2 separate regions of the Homo sapiens genome follow, and region 2 is linked to region 1. A link is an interaction called in ENCODE POLR2A ChIA-PET data of the cell type or tissue named here. Cell type or tissue: Panc1. All regions are shown on one strand.

What was found. ChIA-PET counts read pairs that join two places held together with the same protein. Peaks named below come from ENCODE experiments on the same cell type or tissue, not always from the same donor. Only the 100,000 strongest peaks of a DNase experiment are listed, where the experiment ranks them.
Region 2: POLR2A ChIA-PET joins it to region 1 with 5 read pairs; 1 of 35 experiments calls an interaction of 5 or more read pairs at or near these places.

Annotation. Positions count from the first base shown.
Region 1 is chr9:121,273,611-121,276,110 of GRCh38, reverse strand. All of the region lies in intron 1 of GSN (gelsolin), which reads right to left. Among named protein-coding and RNA genes, the nearest start is that of GSN, 6.7 kb to the right of the region's middle. In Panc1, no CTCF peak of the experiment used is centred here; no DNase peak of the experiment used is centred here; H3K27ac peaks cover 2,012 bases.
Region 2 is chr9:120,984,834-120,987,333 of GRCh38, reverse strand. The region is part of intron 25 of C5 (complement C5); the gene reads left to right. Among named protein-coding and RNA genes, the nearest start is that of C5-OT1, 33 kb to the right of the region's middle. In Panc1, CTCF peaks have their summits at 1,163 and 1,380 (motif pointing left); a DNase peak (open chromatin) is centred at 1,353.

The DNA of each region.
Region 1 (2,500 bases):
TCCCAATGCAATGCTTCTCACACTTGAATTCGCACACGAATTCCATGGGGATCTTGTGAAAATCCAGATTTGGATTCAGTAGACCCAAGGTGGGTAGGGTTGCCAGATAAAACATGAGATGCCCAGTTAAATCTAAATGTCAGAAAGACAATAAGATGTCTTGGTATAATTATGCCCCAAACATTCCAAGGGCCATACTCATGCTTAACTGGCACACTGTTTTTTATTTGCTAAATAAGGCAACCCTAAAGATGGAGTCTGAAATCCCACATTTCTGAAAAGCTCAAAGATGAAGCCTTAGTGCATTTAAAATGCAATTTAAATCTATGAAAACTATATTTTATGCAACCATGAATTTTATGGTCTCTTTTTTAAGACCACTGAACAGTCTAGGCAGGCATCTCCCACCTTCTAAAAGAGCATAGAAAGAATTCTGGCTGCCACTGGAACTGGGAACTTGCCTTCCAAGAGAAACAGGTACTGTGGTGGGAGGGGAGGTGGGAGGGGGATGGATACAGGCTAGCCCACAAAAGCCTGTTTTACCTCCGTTCTGAACGATACAGTTCCTTTGGACTACCAGTTCCTGAAGTGAAGCTCAGGACACCAAGAAACATGGCCGTTTCTTCTCTGAGTCCATGAAATGGGAAGGATCTGTCCCTACCTGCTTCCTTTCCAGGGCTCTTTGGAGTCAGATGAGATAATACAAATTCCCAGCATCCACATGATTGCACTGGCCAAGCATTGTGTTAGGTACTTTGTAGAATTCTGTGAAGTGGGTATTGAAGCCCTAACTGTATAGCTGAGAAAAATGAAACTCAGTGAGGTGATGTCCTCAAGGTCTTAGGGCAAGTGCAAAACATAAACCAGAAGGAGAACCAAGTTCTCTCCACTTCTTCGGCCTGGGATCTTAACTTGTTATGCTTTATTGCTGCTGAATTGTGCAAGTGTATTTGCCAAATGAATGAATGAAATGTAACGTTTCAGGAAAATGGTCGCTGTACTCTATTCTATAAAAGGACAGCTGAGCTTTTTATAACCAGCTTCAGATGCTCCTGAAGAATGCTGCCATTCTCACGGATGGCTGGTAGGAATAAGGACTACTGTAACCTTTATGAGCAGAAATTTGGCAAAATTTAGCATGACACAGATTATTTGCTTGGCCAAACTTTAGCCAGGCTTCTGAACCTTCTCCTAGGCCTACCTGTGCACTTCCTTGTAAAATCCAGTTTTAGCAAAAGAATCCTGCTAAGTCTGTTTAGCCAGAACCCCTCATCCTTGATATCTGATCAGGCTCCTCATCCTCCACCATGCCCCCACTGATGTTTGAATCACCCTGGTTTGTCTTCATCAATAATTTTGTTAGGTCGGTTTAGCAAGAATATCCCTTATTCCTGAGCTTCCTCTTAGTAATTTTCCATCCGCTGACCCCTACCCTGCTCTGCAGCTATCAATTCCCACTCGCCCATGCTGTATTAGGAGTTGAGCCCAAACTCTCTCCCTCACTGTAGGACCCTGTTGCAGTGGTCCCTATGCCCAAGGCAATGTTCCTGAATAAAGACTTCCTTACCGTGTTTTCACAAGTGTCACTGAATTTTTTTTTTAACAAGAAAAAGCTATAAAATGTGTCATTTTGACTCAGGAACTCCATTTCTAGGGCTCACTTCTAGGAAATAATAAAAGAAGAACACACAAAAAAAGTATGCACTAGGTTGTTCATTGCAGTATTGTTTATAAACTGCCTAAATGTTTCATAATTGAGGATTGTTAAGGGAACATGGTACAGGCACACCAAAGATAGAATAATAGTGAGTGATGAAAACTCGGGTGGGCATTTATTTCTACCATAACAAAAAAAAAGTAGGAGGCAAGACCCTTGTTTAAGGACTAAAGAGCCACTGACAATAACAGGGTACAGCCTAGTGCCCAGATCTTTTAATGTCTATATTCGATATCTGACTTATCTGTCGATTTCATCTGCTATGAGTTTCTAGAATCTGAACAGCTCTTGAAATACTTTGCTGCTTAATTATGGAGCAAAGTAGGGTCCTGTAGGAGAGAGAGACTCAGTAGAAAGCCATGGAAGGGGGAGAAATACAGCTAGCATTTGATCAACCTTTTCACCAGAAGTTTTTATACCCAAGATTATAAACATTATTCTCTCTGTATTTATGGATGCAAACTACAGCCCTGGGGAGCCCCAGTCTTGGTTCTTTGGGGGTGATCTTGGGCAAATCCTGTTTCTCTCAGCCTTTTTGTTAATAAATAAAAAGCATTATTTCATTTTTTAATCCCTAGGACTATTGGAATAAAAGATTTAAATTAGAATAAACATTTATCTACTTAGGTATAGTATGCTTTTAAAACTTTTAAAAATTAAATTTAAAAAGAATCCTTAATAACATGAGAAAAATACTTACGATATAATGTTGAGAAAAAACAGAAAGTCAGAACAGACAATTATAAATATAGGATAATTGTGTGGGGGTAAAAAAAAATGCAC
Region 2 (2,500 bases), 290 kb after region 1:
CCAGAATTTTATCTTTGGCCCTCTTATTTTCTGTAATCTCCCCTGGTACAGTCTCATTATTGCCCATGATTTCCATAACATCTAGGCCAATGGCCCCCTAATCAATGTCTCAAGGCCTAACTTCTTTCCTAAGAAGTTAGGAAATGTCCTAGATCCATATTTCTAGGTTTCCGGAAGCCAAAGATCCTTCAAGCACAATATGTGCCAAATTCATTATTTTCTTCCTCAAATACACTTCTGTTTCTTTACTCAGTGCACAACAATACCCTGCCCTTTGTCCCCCATGGATCAAGTCAGAATCATCAGTTGGTTTTTGATTCCTTCCTTTCCTTTTGGCTTTACCTCTGATCAGCTACCAAGTTCCATAGATTATACCTTAGGATTAGGTCTGACCATGTGTGGGTGACACACTTCAAAAGACACACAGGGCCAGATACAGTGGCTCACACCTATAATCCTAGCACTTTGGGAGGCTGAAGCAGGAGGATGGCTTGAGCAGAGGAGTTCCAGACCAGACTGGGTAACATAGGGAGACCCTGTCTTTAATAAAACAATAAAAATATAAAAAAATAAATAAAAGGCTCATAGACCCCTGCAGCACACCAACCAGAGGATAACCCAGGATGCAGGAGTGGGAGTGAGTGTCAATGAAGACTGGAAACTGACACAGCAGGACCTGGGAAATAGATGCCTGGAGAGCAGAAAGCCCCACAGGAAGGTACAACAGCCTCTCAGTAAACACTCAGAGCCTTTCAAGAGTTTGGGGCAAGACTGAAACATACACCCAACTCCATGAGTTCCTTGAAAGAAATAATAGACATAGAAGAAAATGTCCAGCACCTAAATACCCTCAAACTTTTCTTGAGAAATACAAAGCAGATTTTTTAAAGTACGAATATCATTCATATTAGCAAAACCCAAAATTGATGATGATGAACATTTTTTATATTCGTCTTTTTTTTTTTTTAAAGAACATTGTGGATATTGAACTTTTCTCTTTAACTACAAGCCTCCATCTTATTTCTGTTTCTTTCCCCCAAGGGCATTCACTATCATGAGTTTATGCATCTTTCCAGAACATTTTTAATATTTTATATAGTATATATATACATGAAATCATATAGCTGTAACTTAACTCCAGTTTGGCTGCTCACTGCTCAAATGCCAAACTCAAGAGACTAAGGTTGGTGGGAGGAAAAGCAGGTTAATTCAGGAGCCAGCAACCCAAGGAGATGGCAGACTAGAGTCAGGAAACTATCCCAAATGCCCTAGGCTGGCCAGAGGGATTTTAAAGAGGAAGGGGCTTGGAAAACTGTGTGCAAGAGTTAGCTACGTACAGGTCAGCATGTCTTGTTCTGATTATTATCTTGAGTAACGGGCCATCTAGTGGTCAGCTAGACTGAAACAGGTTTGTAGATTAACTGCTCAGTATTTTTCTTCTCCAGGGGACATTTCACATCCTTGATTTTTATCTCATGGCTAGTTCCTGGAATTCTTAAGTAAGCACTGTTTAAGAAAGTTAAGCATTGTAAAAGAAAGAATGGTTATTTGCTTCCAAAATGAAGTGATGGGTTTACAGTCCCTTTTTGTATTTCTAAATGATTATAACTAGTATCATACTATACCTATCATTCTGTAACTTACCTTTTTCTTTTAATACTTTTTAGTTACTTTAGATCTAGTAGTATAGGTAAATATAGCTCACTCCTTTTCATTGCCATGCAGTATTTTATTTTACAAATATATCACATAGTATATATTCTTTATCTATTCCTATCTTGATGGACAACCATTTCCAAATTTTAATATTACAAACAATATGATAATGAACATCTTCATATGTCTCTTTGTGCACATGTGTGAGAGTTTCTCTAGGGTATATCCCAGGAGATAGAATTGCTGGAACATAAGGAATGCATATTTACAGTTTCATCAGATTTTGCCAGATTTCTCTTCAAGGTGACTAAAAAATTCTTTTCTACTCTAAATTTTTAGTCCCAGACCCTACTGTAAAACATGAGGAACTAAACTAGACCATATTAAGCACTTGTAGAGGTAGCCTAGGGTCTGGAACAAAAGCAAATCAAATAGCCTACTTCTTTTTTTCCTCCATGTCACACTTAAAATTTGAATTTCAGGGCAGTCTCCAAGGGACAGGTCAGTGGGAAGAGGAGAACGCAAAAAGCTAGAGCGAATTGTATTTGCTTTACCTTTAGGGAAGTGCTGTCTAGACTCTCACTCCTTAAGGATACCAGGGATGAGACACCCAAGAGTACCAAAGAGAAAGAGAGATAGGAGTAAGAGCTTATAAAAACCAGGTGCAGTGGCTCACACCTATAATCCCAGCACTTTGGGAGGCTGAGGCGGGTGGATCACCTGAGGTCAGGAGTTTGAGACCAGCCTGGCCAACATGGTGAAACCCTGTCTCTACTAAAAATACAAAAATTAGCTTGGCATGGTGGCACGTGCCTGTAGTCCCACCTACTCAGGAGGCTGAGGC